2 separate regions of the Homo sapiens genome follow, and region 1 is linked to region 2. Evidence: read pairs that join two places in POLR2A ChIA-PET (ENCODE). Cell type or tissue: OCI-LY7. All regions are shown on one strand. Links, peaks and the distances in the headings refer to the core of each region. The heading gives the core; the rest is flanking DNA. Region 1 overlaps SEC22A (SEC22 homolog A, vesicle trafficking protein). Region 2 overlaps PDIA5 (protein disulfide isomerase family A member 5).

Region 1 (8,294 bases), core at 2,097-6,096, 78 kb before region 2:
TTGTATTTCCCTAATGACTATGACGTTGAACATCTTTTCATGTGTTAATTGTCCAGTTGTACAACTTCTTTGCAAAAATGCCTAGTCCAATCCTTTCTCCATTTTTAAACTGGATTATGTCTTTTTATCGTTTAGTTGTAACAGTTATTTACATATTCTAGATACTAGTTCCTCATCAGACATATGATTTACAAGTATTTTCTCCCATTGTGTCGGTTGCCTTTTCATTTTCTTAATAGTGTCGTTCGAAGAACAAAGTTTTTAATTTTGAATTGGGTGAGGTAGTACATGCCTGTAATCCAGACTACTCTAGAGCCTGAGGTGGGAGGATTGTTTGAGCCGACGAGTGCGAGACCAGCCTGGGCAACATTGTAAGAACTTGTCTCCAAAAAAGTTTTTAGCTTTGATGATGTCCACCTTATCTATTTTTTTTTTTTTTTTTGAGACAAGGTCTGGCTGTTGCCCAGGCTGGAGTGCAGTGGCACGATCTCAGCTCACTGTAACCTCCGCCTCCTAGGCTCAAGCCGTCCTCCCACCTCAGCCTCCCGAGTAGCTGGGACTACAGGCGTGCGCCACCACGCCTGGATAATTTTTGTATTTTTTGTAGAGATGAGGTTTCGCCATGTTGCCCAGGCTGGTCTCGAACTCATGGGACCAAGCGATCTGCCTGTCTTGGCCTCCCAAAGTGCTGGGATTACAGGCGTGAGCCACTGAGCCCAGCCTATTTTTTCTTTTTTCATTGTGATTTTGGTGTTAAGTCTTAAAAACCTAATATAAGATTATACAAAGATTTATATGTATGTTTTCTCCTAAAAGTTTTATAGTTTTGTTGTTAAGTTTTTGATACATTTTAATTAATTTATATATTTTTTTTGAGGTAGGGGTCCAACTTCATTCTTTTGCATGTGGTATCTAGTTGTCCTAGCACCATTTGTCAAAAAGACTATTCTTTCACCATTGTCTTGGCATCACTGTTGAAAATTAGTTAACCATAGTGAGTTTACTTCTGTACTCTCAATTCTACTCCATTGATCTATGTGTCTATCCTTAAACTAGAACCACACAGTCATGATAATTGTAGGTTGGTAATAAGTTTGGAAGTGTGAGTCCTCCAACTTTGTACTTTTCCAAGATTTTCCAAGATTATTTTGGCTATGCTCCATCCCTTGCATTTCCATATGAATTTTAGGATCACCTTGTCAATTTCTACAAAAAAAGCCGGGATTTTTATAAAGAATGTGCTGAATCTCTCTATTAATTTGGGAAGTACAACCATGTAAATAATACTGTCTTTCAATCCATGAACATGAGACTATTTGTCATTAATGTAGGTGTTGTTTCTTTCAATTATGTTTTAAAGTTTTCAGTATATAGGGTTTTCTTAATTTCATTTTCAGATTGTTCATTGTTAGTGTATAGAATACAATTGTTTTTTATATTAATCTTGTATCCTGCAACCTCACTGAACTCATTTATTAGTTCTCAAATAGTTTTTCAGTGGATTCCTTAGAATGTTCTATATAAAAGATTACGTCATATGTGAATGGTGTTATTTTATTTCTTCCTTTGCAATCTACATGCCTTTTTATTTATTGTCCTTGTCCAACGGCCTGCTGTGCCTTGAACTTCCAGTATAATGTTGACTAGAAGTAGTGTAAGCAGACATCTTTGTCTTGTCCCTGGATCTTAGGAAAAAGCATCCTGTCTTTCACCATTAGATATAATGTTAGTTGTGGGTTTTCCATAAGGGACTTTTATCAAGTTGAGGAACTTCCCTTCTATTCCTAGTTTGTTGAGTGTTTTTTTTTGTTTGTTTGTTTTTTTGCCATGAAAGGCTGTTGAATTTTGTCAAATGCTTTTTCTGCATGTATTGAGATAATCATGTGTTTTTCATTTCTTATTCTATCAATATATTACATTAATTGATTTTTGGATGTTAAAGCAACCTTGCACACCTGAGATAAATCCCACTTGGTCAGGATTTATGCAGGTCATGCATCCTTTAACAATGGGGATACATTCTGAACAATGTGTCATTAGGTGATATTGCTGTGCAAACGTCATAGAGTGTATTTACACAAACCTAGATAGTATACCCTAATACATACCTAGGCTATATGGTATAGCCTATTGCTCCTGGGTTACAAACCTGTGCAGCATGTTATCGTACTGGCTACTGTAGACTACTGTAACACAATAGTATTTGTGTATCTAAACATAGAAAAGGTGCAGTAAAAATATGCTATTATAATCTTTTGAAATCACCACCATATATTCAGTCTATCACTGACAAAATGTTGTTATGTAGCACATAACTGTAATTTTTTCTTTTAGAGACATGGTCTTGCTCTGTCACCCAGGCTGGAGTGCAGTGGTGTCATCATTACTCACTGCAGCCTCAAACTCCTGGGCTCAAATGATTCTCCCACCTCAGCCTCCTGAGTTGCCGGGACTACACATGCATACCATCACGCTAATTTTTAAAAATTTTTTGTAGAGATGGGGTCTGCCTATGTTGTCCAGGCTGGTCTCAAACTCCTGGGCACAAGTGATCCTCCTGCCTCAGTCTCCCAAAGTGCTGGGATTATAGGCATGAACCACAGCGCCTGGCCTAATTTTTTAAATACGTTGCTGGATTGGGTTTGCTTGTATTTTGCTGAGGACTTTTGTGTCCATATTCATAAGATATATTGGTCTGCATTTTACTTTCTTTGTGATGACTTTGCCTGGTTTTGGTATTAGTATGATACCGGCCTCACAGAATACGGAAGTATTTTTTGTAGAGACAGTGTTGCACTACATTGTCCAGGCTGGTCTTGAACTCCTGAGCTCAAGCCATCTACCTGCTTCGGCCTCCCAAAGTGGTGGGATTACAGGTGTGAGCCACAGCATCTGGCCCTTTACTGTTTTTTTGGAACTGTTTGTAAATAACTGGTTATTAACTCTTCATTAACTGTTTGGTAAAAATCACCAGTAAATGTATCTGGGCCTGGAGTTTTCTTTGTGGGTAGTTTTTATTACTAATTGAATCTTTTTGCTTTTACAGATCTATTCATATTATCTTCTTGCATCATTACCAGTAGTTGGTGTTTTTCTAGGAATTTATCCATTTCATCAAAGTTATTGAATTTAATGGGAGACAGTTGTTTATAGTATTCTTTATAATCCTTTTTATTTCTAGAAGGTCAGTAGAAATGCCATCCTTTTCATTTCTTTTTTCTTTTAGACAGAGCCTCGCTCTATCACCCAGGGTGGAGTGCAGTGGTGTGATCTCAGCTCACTGCAACCTCCACCTCCCACGTTTTAAGCAATTCTCGTCCTCAGCCTCCTGAGCAGCTCGGATTACAGGCACGTGCCACCATGCTCAGCTAATTTTTTGTATTTTTAGTAGAAATGGGGTTTTGCTATGTTGGCCAGGCTAGTCTTGAACTCCTGGCTTCAAGTGATGCATCCACCTCAGCCTTCCAAAGTGTTGGGGTTGCAGGCATGAGCCACCGTGCCTGGCCCCTTCATTTCTAATTTGAGTAATTATTTTCTGGGTCAATCTAGCTAAGGGTTTGTCAGTTTTTTCAAAGAACCAACTTTTGGTTTTGTTGATTTTTCTCTACTGTTTTCCTATCCTCTATTTCATTTGTTTCTGTTCTAATCGTTATTTCCTTCCTTCTGTTTGCTTTAGGTTTAATTTGCTTTTCTTTTTCCATTATCTTTAAGTGGAAAGTTGTCTTCAAATCTGGTTTTTGTTTTTTTAAACATAGGCATTTACAGCGATAAATTTTCCTCTAAATTTAGCTTTTGCTACTACATCCTGTAAGTTTTGGTATGCTGAATCTTCATTTTCATTCATCTCAAAGTACGCATTTCCCTTTTGATTTAGTCTCTGACCCATTCACTATTTAGGAATGTACTGTCTAACTTCCACATATTTGTGAGTTTCCCAAATTTCTTTCTGTTTTCACTTCTAATTTCATCTAATGTAGCTGGAGAACATACTTTGTACTATTTCTATCCTTTTAAATTTATGAAGGTTTTGTTTTTCTTTTTGTTTTGTTTAGCTTAGCATAAGGTCTATCCTGGAGAATAGTTCACATGCACTTGAGAAGAACATAAATTCTGTTGTTAAATGGAGTATCCTAATAGATGTCTGTTATGTCTCACTGGCATATGGTGGTGCAGGTGTTCAAGTCTTCTATTTTCTTATCTTCTGCCTAATTGTTCTATCCATGATTGAAAGTTGTGTATTTAAGTCTCCAACTACCATTGTTCAATTGTCTATTTCTGTATTCACTTCTGGCAGGTTTTACTTAATGTACTTTGGGGCTCTGTTGTTAAATGCATGTATGTTTATAGCTCTATCTTAATTGATTCACCCTTTTATCATTATAAAATGTCATGCTTTACCTCTCATACCAATGTTTGTCGTAAAGTCCATTTTGTCTGATATTAGTATTGGTACTCCAGCTCTCTTTTCCTCTTCATTTATCTTTTTTTATCCTTTGACTTTCAATCTATTTGTATATTTGAATCTAAGGTATGTCTCCTGAAGACAACATATAGTTGCATCTTGTGTTTTTATTTTTACTCCAATCTTACAATCTCCATCTTTTGACTGGATTATTTAATATATTAACACTTTTTAAATCCATTCATATATAACATTATTACTGATATAGATTTACATCTGCCATTTTTTCCCTTTTTTCTTATCCATCTCATGCCTTTTTTGGCTCTATCCCTCCTTCACTTTTTTTTTTTTTTTTTTTTTTGCATGAAGTGAATATTTGGTAGTACGGTATTTTACTTTAATAATTTTTCACTACTTTTTATTTGCTTTGTGGTTGCTCTAAGCTTACCATGTACATCTTAACTGCAAGAATTTATACTATATTCTAATGAGCCACAGAAACATTACTCCTATATAGCTCTATTCCCTTTATCTCCTTTTTGTGGTATTGCTGTTATACATATCAATAAACATCACAAACTCCATAATGCATTGTTATAAATTATGACCTTCTATAATTTTATGTCTTCCAAAAATGCTAAGAAAGGATAGTAATTATATGTTTATAGCTCTTGTTAATATTTATCTTATCTTTCTGGCTTCCTTCATTAGTTCCTGTTGATTTGAATTATCATCTGGAGTAATTTCCTTATCCCAGTACAACTTTAATACCACCCATGTCCTTTTTGCTGTATGCGAAAACATATTACATTTCTATATGTTATAGGCCCAAATGACATTATATATACACTGTTTTATATGATCACTTTTTAAATCAGTTAAGAGTAGAGAGTAGAAGAAAAATGCATTAATGTATTTTTACGAGTCAGAGTCTTGCTCTACTGCCCAGGCTGGAGGGCAGCCTACCTCACTGCAACCTCAAATTCCTGGGCTCATGGGATCCTCCCACTTTGGCCTCCCAAAGTATTAAGATTACAGGCATGAGCCACCACACCGGGCCTTTACTGTCTTTTTTAATTACTTAATTACATTTACCCTTGTTCTTTGCTTTTTTTCAAATGGATTCAAATTATTTTCTAGGGTCACTTGTTTTCATCCTAAAGAATTTCCATTATTATTATTATTTATTTTTTTTTTTTGAGATGAAGTCTTGCTCTGTTGCCCAGGCTGGAGCACAGTGGCGCGATCTCGGCTCACGGCAATCTCCGCCTCCCGGGTTCAAGCAATTCTCCTGCCTCAGCCTCCTGAGTAGCTGGGATTACAGGCGTGTGGCACCATGCTCAGCTAATTTTTGTATTTTAGGTAGAGACGGGGTTTCACCATGTTGGCCAGGCTGGTCTTGAACTCCTGACCTCGTGATCTGCCCGCCTCAGCCTCCCAAAGTGTTGGGATTACAGGCGTAAGCCACAACATGCAGCCAAGAATTTCCTTTATTATTTCTTATAAGGTGTTTCTGCTAGTAACGAATTCTCTTATCTTTCATTTATCTGTAAATATCTTTACTTTGCCTTCATTTTTTTAAAAGATAACTTTGCTAGATATAAGATTCTTGGTTACTGGTAGTTTTTATTTTCTTTCTTTCAGCAATTTGTATGTCATTCCATTGCCTACTAGTCTCTATTGGTTCTGCTAAGAAGTCAGCTGTTAATCTTATTGAGGTTCACTGTAAGTGATGAGTTTTGGTTTCCTTTTAACTTTTATTTTAGGTTCAGGGACAGGTTTGTTATACAGGTAAACTCATGTAAGTGACAAGTTCTTTTTCTCTTGCTGATTTCAAGACTTTCTCCTTGTCTTTAGTTTTCAGCATTTTACTATGATTCATCTATTTGTGGATCTCGTGTGTATCCCATTTGGAGTTCACTGAGCTTCCTGCAAGAGCAGACTAATGTTCTTCAGTAAATCTGGGAACTTTTCAGCCATTATTTCCTCAAATATTTTTTCTGCTTTTTCTCCCCCTTCTTCTTCGGTATCCTATCACACCTATGTTAGCATGCCCCATTTTTTTGAGGTTCCATTCATTTTTCTTCATTCTTTTTTCTGTTTTTCAGATTAGATAATCTCTATCAATCTATCTTCAAATTGCTAACTCTTCTGCCAGTTCAAATCTATTGTTACGCCCTTCTAGTGAATTTTTCATTTTAGTAATTTTACTTAATTCCAGAATTTCCACTGTGTTTTTTAAAAATAATTTCTCTTTATTGGTATTGTCTATTTGATGCAACATTATCATACCTCCCCCTTTACTCCTTTAATAGTTTCCTTTAGTCTTTGAACATGATTATAATGACTACTTTGAAGCCTCTGTCTGTTAAATCTGACAGCTGATTGCTCTCAGAGGCAGTTTCTGTTACCTACATTCTGTCCCCTCTACCCCATGCCCACAGTGTGTGGGTCATATTTTCTTTCTTTTTTTTTTTTTTTTTTGAGATGGAGTTTTCGCTCTCGTTGCCCAGGCTAGAGTGCAATGGTGCAATCTCAGCTCACTGCCACCTCCGCCTCCTGGGTTCAAGCAATTCCCCTGCCTCAGCCTCTCGTGTAGCTGGGATTACAGGCATGTGCCACCCTGCCCAACTAATTTTTTTTTTTTTTTTTTTTTTTAGTAGAGACGGGATTTCTCCATGTTGGTCAGGCTGGTCGTGAACTCCCAACCCCAGGAGATCCGCCCGCCTTGGCCTCCCAAATGCTGGGATTATAGGTGTGAGCCTCCACACCTGGCCATATTTTCCTGTTTCTTTGCATGTCTTATAATTTACTGGAAATTGGACATTTTAGATAACATATTGTAACAATGTGGGTACTAGCCCACTCTCCCCCTACCACCCCTGACCAACTGGGCTTGTTATTGTTATCTGCTTGTTTACTAACTGACTGGATTATTTTAATGAAATTTGTTACCCTCTTCTCCCACATTTGTATGTGAAGTGTTGTATTCAGTCCAAATTTAAAGAATATTAACAAACTAAAGCATGTCTAGAGGAAGCTTCTAGGATGGGGAGAACTTGAAATGCCATAAATGAAAAGGCTAAGTGAACTGGAGTTTTTTTTTTTTTTTTCTGATGGAGCTCGCTTTGTCACCCAGGCTGGAGTGCAGTGGTACGATCTCAGCTCATTGCAACCTCTGCCTCCTGGATTCAAGCAATTCTCTGCCTCAGTCTCCCGAGTAACTGGGATTACAGGTGCCTGCCACCACACTCAGCTAATTTTTGTATTTTTAGTAGAGACAGGGTTTCACCATCTTGGCCAGGCTGGTCTTGAACTCCTGACCTCGTGATTCAAAAAGGTGCATGTTTGTTGCAGTTTAATTGAAAATTTTGCCCTTTGTCAATATACAATGATAAATGTGTTTGCTTTGTATTCTATAGTTGATATTGTCTTACATTTTTATTTCTTTTTTTATTATACTTTAAGTTCTGAGATACATGTGCAAAACGTGCAGGTTTGTTACATAAGTATACATGTGCCATGGTGGTTTGCCACATCCATCAACCCATCATCTATATTAGGTATTTCTCCTAATGCTATCCCTCCCCTTGCCCCCAACCCCTTGACAGGCCCCCGTGTGTGATGTTCCCCTCCCTGTGTCCATGTGTTCTCATTGGTGAATTGGAGATATTTATATGAAGTAGACTAGTCTAAGAGGATGGAAAGGACACACAGTTGCTGACTTAACTGTTATTCTGGTTCTGCTGAAGGAAGGGAGGAACAGATCACAAAACAAACTAGTAGACATAGGGAAGCTGACTTTAGCTCAATTATATAAGGAAGTTTTTTTTTTTTCCTAAAGCCTTAGGTTGGAATAATTTTCTTAAACAAATAGTCTGACAATGGCATA
Region 2 (8,294 bases), core at 1,973-5,972:
CATCAAGGAAATGGGCCCCCATGTAGCAGTGCAGGGGGAATGGGAAGAGAAGACGTGGGCTCTCAGCTGCCCGCTGGAGGCCTGGCAAGTCTGGCCTCACCTGCACTGATGTGGGTCAGGCCACAGGACAGCCTCAGCGGCGGTCTAGTGGGCAGAAAGGGGCCACGTCAATGGGGCTGCCCCTTCAGGGTTTCCCCAGCCCCCTCGGTGCCTCAGCTGGACCACGCTCCCTGACACCATGCTCCCCAGCATGGCTGGGAGGGCAAGCCCAGGATCTGTCTGCCAGTCATGCCTCAGGACCCTCACAGATCTCCTGGGGCCTATGGAGACCTGAGTGTCCAGTGGGACAGGGAGATGGCACACCTCAGCCTTTCTCCTGCTGCCCAGAGCACCCAGCATTCTGGGTGGCACGTGATGGACGTCAATACAGAGTGGCAGCTATTCCGGTCCTGTGGACTGGCAGCCCAGGCCATGCTGGATATCGTGGGACCACCAAGCAGGAGCAACTACCCTGTGCTGTGCACAAGTGGGTGGGAACAATGAGGGACATGGACACGGGAAGGAAGCCCCTGCTGCCATACCCCACTCAGTGCAGGGAAAGGGGCAGGCAGAGGAGAAAACGCTTCTGGTCCTTGTACTCCCTTCTGGTGGGGGTGAGGGGTGCCTCAAAGCCGCAGCCAGGGCTTTCGGGTAACAATGGGACCTCCTGACTCCAGAGAGAGTCCTGGGCTCTGGGTCTAAGTGAGAATCAGGTTCCCAGTTCATCCCCACTCTGCCTGCATGGGCCTGTCCCCAGCCTGGCTTCCTTTGGCTTTATGTCCCTGTAAAGTTCTCATTACCCCATCTCTGCCACTGTCTCTGGGCCTGTTAAGGTGATCCTAGCACCTGTATCTCTGCTCCCACAAGGTCTGGATGGTACCTTTAGGCCTGACCTCCTGTTGGCCTTGATCAAAACTTCAAACCCTGCCCACCCGGCCCTGGGATGGTCATCTGTCTCTGCTTGTGAGGGCTGCTCCACTAATACCTGCTCCCCTTTCCTGCCTCGGCTGAACTTCCGTCTAGGCCTGCTTGGCCTGTTTATCATCTAGGACTCTATGCTCAGCTTATGCCTGGCCTTGGTTCCTTCCAGCCTGCCCTGGCCCCACCTGGGATTCCACCCAGGAAAGTAAGGCACCCCTGCACGTGACTCTGGGTTTGGGTGTGTGTGAATGCAGATCCCACGTGACTGCCAGCTTCTAGGGCCTGTTAGGCCAGAGGTTCCCATGACTGAGTCTCAGGGCTGGGAGGAATGTTTGCAGTCCTCTGCACCAGTGCTCCGCCTGGCATGGATGAGAAGGGAACTCAAAGGCTGGCAGTCAATCACACTTCCCCGAATTCAGGGGTATTTCCCTGCCCCACAAGCCCTCTCCCAGCAGAAGCCCCCACTGCACCAGCTGCCTGGGGGATGTGCCTGGGGGACGCGCCTGGAGGCCCTGCACTCTAATCCAATCTGCAGCTCTAGCTTGTTAATTTTATGCTTCATCAGTCGGCAGCTGCAGGAGCCTTTCACTTAGGCAGGGCGAGGCTCCACTGACATGGCCTTGCTCTCCTCCACCATGGCATCCTCCAGTTGACTTTTGTTGGATTTTTAAATTTGTATTTTTAATTATATAAGTAATGCATGATGACAATCCTACAGTAAAAAGGTTCAAACACTAAAAAAGTAAATAGATGACCCCTTTAACCATCCCTCTCCTCCAAGTAAGTGCTGGAATGGTTCAGCATATCCCTTTTAGTTGATTTTGCAGCATAAATCCAGCCTGCCCTATCTTCCTTCTAAAGAGAATGTCCTGGTTCCCAAGGAATTTCCTGCTTACAGGTCTTAGCAGACCTGCCCCTGTTTGGGGAAGGACCTGAATGACAAGAAGGAAGGTGTAGGAATTAGCTGCAGGCAGATCAAGAGATGAAGAGCGCTGTCCTTACCTTTCGGTCATCTTTGAAGGCATCAGCAGTAGCAGTAAAGTGCGGAATGACCTTCTTACAGTGTGGGCACCCTGTGTGAGAGGGGAAGAGAGCACACAGGACTGTGATGCATGTGCAGGGAGGCTGCAGGGCCAGGGACCCTTCCTGAAAGCTCCAGAGAGGGCTCTCCAGGAGCTCCCCACTGCCCGCCACACTGTCAGGGTCCTTTTGTCAACCTTGCCACTCTAACCACCTCCCACCCATGTCTGATCTATTGGTAGGGGGGACTGGTAGGAGTCCCTGTCACAAGCATCATATGCTCCTGCCCAGGCTGGGGGGCGATGGTCACTGTAGTCTAGTTCTGCTCCTTCCACAGAGGACGAGGAACAGCCTGATCTTGGGGGCAGAGGGAGCTTTGGGCTTAAAGAGGAAGGCACGGGATTCTCAGAGCCGCTACAATCTTCTCTTGCTCCAGGGACAATAGCAAATCTCTCCATTTCCTGACTGAGAGGAAGTGGCGTTGGGAAATGCAGGGTGGGGGGATTTTGGGGCAACTACTCTGCACCCACTGCTCATGATTTGCTGCTAACTTCTGCATTCCTAGCAACCTCCACCCAGCCCAGACTGTGAGCAGCCAAATCAGGCCCTGGTCCCCAGGTCTCCATCTACTCTTTGCTCTACAATAACCAGAACCTCAAAGCCAGGAACAGGAAGGCCATGGTCAGGGTAAGAGGGAGAGGAGCTACGGGAAGTCACCAGGCAGTCCTCAGGTCCCTTGATGCTCCCTGTCCCAGGGAGAAGGCTTGTCAGAGCAGCCTAAGGCCTTTGAGCTATACTGGGGCCCCTACCTCCAGCATCTGTCTCTTGTTCTGGGCATCACCCTGAGCCCCAACTCTGACCTCAGTGTCTCAGAAGCAGGGTAGGGACCTCTGTGGGGGCCACTTTCTCCTCCTGTCCTGGTGAGCCCAGGAGCTGCAGGCTGATCCAGCCCTTCCCTCAGCACTAACAGATCAGAACCCAAACCCCCCTCCTCTCTCAGCCCTTTCCCAGTCACTGGTGAACAGAACTGTCCAGGGCACAGAAGGGCTCTGAGGGGAGGGTTTCCCTGAGCAAGGGGAGGCTCCAGCCCACACCTCTACGTCAGCCAGCCTCCCTCAGCCTCGGGAAGGCAGAGATGCCACGGTGGGAACAGAAACGGCTTTGCTCATCTACTTTCTCCTTTTTAAAATAAGATAATAATGACTGGCATTTCAAAGGGTTTTGTGAAACCAAATTAAGGCTAAGCTACAAGTTTAATCTGAATTTAGTCCTTGAGCCAGTCTTGAGATGAGCAGGACCACCCACATGGCCTGGCTGGCAGAGTGGCCAGCTGGCCCAGAGCATTGTGGGGGGTGATGGGGGGTGGGGGTGTAGAGGGCTTTGCCAAGTCTCATGCAGAAGGAGCAGAAGAGACCTGGGCCAGTGATGGGTTATATCAGAAATGAGACAAGCACAGCTTAGCAATGTGCCTAGCACAGCCTAGCTCATGGCAGAGACTGGATGATTTTTTAATAGCCTAAAATGGAAATTACAAGTAACACTTCACTAATTTGACATAACAGAAAGAAAAATAGCTCAAATTCATGAAAATGTCACACTATAAAGGGATGATGTTATAAAATTTTCAAAACACTTAAAGAGCGCAATCTACTGGTTAACAAGGTATGTCACAGACAGCTCCTGCAGGCAGCTGCAGGCCCCTTGTGTGTGGCCTATGCCCATAATAGCATTAGGCTGGCGAAAATAACCACCCCCCTTCCTCAAAACCTGGTTTCACTATTAATTTTTCCTTTTTAACCTCTTTGTTCATTGAAAGTCTAAAGGTAACTGTCAGCCTAGTGTAAATTCCTGTTACCATCAATTTAAAATATCTAGGCCTCAGATTAATGGCTTTCTGTTGCATCTAATTTTCTCATTATCCGAAAGAAAGAGTGGGGCCAATGAGTAATGGGAGGGAGGGCTGTTTCAGAAAGTGCATGAAGATGCTTCCAAGAGGTGTCAGGAGGGCCAGATGTGGATGATTTTTTTTATTTAATGTAGGCTTAAAAAAAAAAAAAAGGCACTGCCTCTGTGTAGCAGAAAACCAAAGACGCCTCCCAGAGTGGGGAAAGAGGAACAAAGACTGAGGACAGGCTGGACAATTGCAGTTCTAGAGACTCCGCCAAGCTGGCCTGAGAAGGGCAGTCACCATGACCAGACCATTCAGCGTAAAAGGAACAATGAAACAGCAGGAGGAAGAGCTGTGCAGAAGCTGGGGAGACAGGATGCAGGGGCAGACATGGTGGGAGAAGGGATGTGGGAGGTGGAGAGATGTGAGGGGAGGTAAGATGTTGGGGTGAGGCAGCTAGAAGGGGAGCAGGAACGTGTGGGTATGCTGCTTTTCCTTTAGACCTCTATCAGGCATTTGACTTTACTATTTGACATTTCTGTAGTGTTTAGATCCTTCATATATAAAAAGTATATAGTATATGCCATATTTATATATAAAAATAGGTATTATTATTTTCATTATTAAAAAGTCAAAAGATGTATCTTTTTTGTCCTTGGAAAGTCTTCCCCCTGTAACCCACTGATAAAGATGTATGTCCCTGGGGCAAGGTTTAGGGACAGAAAAACGCAGTAACAGAAATGAAGAAACTCTAAGGACCAAGCCCTCTGCCAGAGGTTGAGTCACTCAGTGACCCTGCCCTGGATGGATTGTGTTTAGAATTTTGTCAGGGTAGACAGTGAGCCCCTCAAGGCCTGGCAGGGACATGTCTCCCTCCCTTGTACCCTGGGCCCTAGACACTGCACAGCACAGAGCTGATATTTGATGGGTAGGTGGAAGACAGGTGGGAAGGCAGGCGGGAAGGCAGGCAGGCTGGAAGGCAGAAAGGAAGGCAGGCAGGAAGGAAGGCAGGAAGGAAGGAAGGAAGGAAGGAAGGCAGGAAGGCAGGAAGGAAGGCAGGAAGAAAGGCAGGCAGGAAGGAAGGCAGGCAGGAAGGAAGGCAGGCAGGAAGGAAGGCAGGAAGGAAGGAAGGAAGGAAGGCAGGAAGGCAGGAAGGAAGGCAGGAAGGAAGGCAGGCAGGAAGGAAGGCAGGCAGGAAGGAAGGCAGGAAGGAAGGAAGGCAGGAAGGAAGGCAGGCAGGAAGGAAGGCAGGCAGGAAGGCGGGCAGGAAGGAAGGAGGGCAGGAAGGAAGGCAGGCAGGCAGGAAGGCAGGCAGGCAGGCAGGCAGGAAGGCAGGCAGGCAGGAAGGCAGGCCAGGCAGGCAGGCAGGCAGGCAGGCAGGCAGGCAGGCAGGCAGGCAGGAAGGAAGGAGTTGTAGATCTTTGGCAGCCCAAAAGGGTAAGAGTCTCTCCCAGATTCCCTGGGGATTCAAGCACCTGTCGGTCCCAGCAGCCAGGGTCAGGGTGGCGGGGGGCTTATGTCTGCTATGAAGGCCCCTCAGTCAGGGAGGAGCTGAAGAGAGGCAGAGGAAGCACTGGGCTCTGGTCCAGAGGTCTGGGGGAAAGTATTTCGTCTGGTCAAGGGCTTCCACTCCTGCAGCCAGGTTCTCACTTGCTGCTGAAAACACTCTCACTCTCTGGACTGTGCCTGTGACATAGAGAGAGCCATCCAGGCTGCGGGAGGGGCCTGCCACTAACTTGCCCCATGGCCTTGGGCAAGGCTCAGTCCTCCACCCCCTAATGCCAGAGGGAAGATGTCAGCTCCCGAAAATTTTCAGGCTTCTGGGCACACTCTACAGACCGAAGAGGACAGCCGGAAGCTCTGTAAGGGACTGGGAGAGGACAAGTCCCACTCTGAGAAGGAAAGGCAGAAAGAGATGGGCAGGGAGGCTGCCTCAAGGAGGGGCTGAGGCTGTGGCGGCCCCTCTCAGACCCTGAGAACACACAGACTCCACGGATTACTGACACTTGAAAGGTGGGGACGGGGGAGCCAACAGGAGGGCCAGCTACAACTGAGCAGGTTTATGGCTAGATGGAGCTGCCTGGCTTCTCTGTAGACTGCAGCTTTTATTATCCTCACTCCATTAAGCTGAGCTGTAACCTGGGGGAGAGAGAGAAGGGCAGCAGAGAGTGGGAAATTCTAAGAACCTTTCATTGTAAGTATCAATTAACAACTTCAAAATGGGAATACACAGAAACCTGAGGTCACCGATGCCAATGTCGGCAGACGTGTCACTTCCTCAGCTTGAGCTCTGATTAAAACGAGCACAGCACAGGAGCTCAGGAGCGAATGTGGCTGTGCCTATGCCACGGCTCCAGAGCCATCTGGAAGGGCAGGGAGAGGGGGTTCCAAGGTGCTGAAGATAAGTCAGTGTCTGGAGAAGGAAGAGGGGGCGGGGACAGCTGAGGGGTGGGAAGTGTGCAGGTAGGGGACAGGGGCATGGAGGAGCCCAGGGACAAGAGGGGACGAGCACAGAGGCAGAGGGCTTTAGGACAGACACGAGAAAGGCTGCCCCAAAGGAAGGAGAGCCCGACGAGTCTGACAAAAGGAGGCCCTGGATTTGAAGGACCTCTTAGCCTGGAATAAAATTGGAGAGCCTGGTTCATAATGGAGATGACCCTGGGATCCATCAGCGGCTGCCTTGGTCCCTGGGGTGGGTGTGCGGGTCTTTTTGGTTTGGTGGGGCCAAACCCCTCTTACTGTGCCACTCAGTGAGCACCCAAGCTACTTACAAGGGGCGTAGAACATGACCAAGGTGTGTTTCTTCTTCTTCAGGGTCTCCCGGAAGTTGTCCCCCACCAGGTGCAACACGCTTGTCTGCTGCTCTTCCCACGTGGGCTCTGGGGGCGGGGGGGCCTCAGGGCTGCAAGAAGCCAGGGGAGTGGGGAGGCAGCCATAAGGAGAGATTTTTAGATGGGCAAGGAAATCCACCCTCAATGTCCCAACCACTCGGGGGAACATGCATGAAGAAACCACTACAATCCTTCTAAAATTTCATTTTAAAACCACAGTTTAAACACAAACAAATCTGTGCCACCAGCAAAGACCTTCCCTGATTCCCTCTGAGGAGCCCATTAAGGAGCCATTTTGTAAAATATGGAAGACTTGACACCATTTCAGGTCAGGGCAGCCCCCCCAGTTGTGGGCCACGAACTCCTTGACAAGAGCATAGAGGCACCTCTGCTTGGACTCCCAGGCCCCTCCTTTCTGCCCCCTCTAGGACCCTACATGATCGTTCATTATCTTCTGGTTCTCAGCTTCTGTTCTGGTGGAGAGCATGGGCCAAGGAGTGAGGCGGGCCTGGGTTCAAGTCCAGATGACTTACCAGCTGTGCAACCTTAGGTAAGTTACTAAACCCCTCTGAGCCTCCGTTTTCTTTTCTGTTAAATGAGGACAATGGGATCTTTATGAAGAGCAGAGAATGTATGAAAAGCATCTACTCAGTCAAGGAACTAATATTTACTGAGAGCCTAGATGCTCTAATAAATGCCAGGCATTGGATAAATGTTATTGCTTCTCAGTCTCTTGCTGTCCACTGGGTCCCTCCACTCTGCCTCATGCAAGGATGGATCTCCAGGGTCTTGCAATAGCTTTTGCTCCCCTGCTTCCCTCTCTATAACTCAGCTCCCCTTCTTGGGAGTATTTCTGGGGAGAGGGCTACACCCACGCTGCCACGTCTCCCACTGGGCTTGTGCCACAGCCCCTGCACCAGCTGAGTGCAGCCCTCTCTGTGCTTCCAGTTCTATTCTGAGCCCTTGCAATTCTCAAAGATCTCATTCCTCTGCATGGCTCCAGTGATTTCCATGGCTGAGAAGAACTTAAGGCCTCACCTCTCATCCAAGCTCCTTATTTCCAGGTGTTTTTCAGGCATTTCCAGCTGGAAGTCCCATTGTAACCTCAAATCCACCATGACTTAGAACACATTACTCTTCCCTCCTCCTCCCAAATCAGTCTCCCTGCCTCTCACCTTCTCCTGTGCTGGTGACTAAGACGGGCCCCTCCCAGCCTTCCTCCCTGTCTTTGTCCTCCAGCTTCTCTGGTTCCATGGCTGACACCACTCATCTGACCTTTCTGCTCTGCCTTTTCCCTGAACACTGCCTCCCCAGGCTGGCCTGCTGGCAGGCGCATCTCAGTTACCCACAGCCTGGCAGCCTATGCACCTGCCTGTAAATGCCATCCACCTTTTCTGGCGCTGTCTGCTCGCCCTGCTTCTGGGTGACGAGTCTCAGTTCTCCACCCCCGAGCCATCGGCTGTTCACACTCCACCTGAAGGATCCCCTCCAAGTTCCCGGAAGAACTACTATTTGTCCCTGGATAGGGCCCTTAACCTCTCTGAACCTAAGTTTCTTCACCAATGAAATAGGAATTAAAAACTCTGGCCTCAGCA

Evidence for each region. ChIA-PET counts read pairs that join two places held together with the same protein. Peaks named below come from ENCODE experiments on the same cell type or tissue, not always from the same donor. Only the 100,000 strongest peaks of a DNase experiment are listed, where the experiment ranks them.
Region 1: POLR2A ChIA-PET joins it to region 2 with 6 read pairs; 3 of 35 experiments call an interaction of 5 or more read pairs at or near these places.

Annotation. Positions count from the first base shown.
Region 1 is chr3:123,227,169-123,235,462 of GRCh38, reverse strand. The region is part of intron 4 of SEC22A (SEC22 homolog A, vesicle trafficking protein); the gene reads right to left. Among named protein-coding and RNA genes, the nearest start is that of SEC22A, 29 kb to the right of the region's middle. RefSeq lists a silencer at 6,104-6,304. In OCI-LY7, for the core only: no CTCF peak of the experiment used is centred there; no DNase peak of the experiment used is centred there.
Region 2 is chr3:123,148,710-123,157,003 of GRCh38, reverse strand. It overlaps PDIA5 (protein disulfide isomerase family A member 5), which reads right to left. Exons shown (of 17, transcript NM_006810.4): 14 at 6,640-6,770; 15 at 1,963-2,033. Among named protein-coding and RNA genes, the nearest start is that of MIR7110, 8.9 kb to the left of the region's middle. RefSeq lists enhancers at 1-334, 2,376-2,876. In OCI-LY7, for the core only: a CTCF peak has its summit at 3,643; a DNase peak (open chromatin) is centred at 3,683; H3K4me3 peaks cover 560 bases; H3K27ac peaks cover 2,569 bases.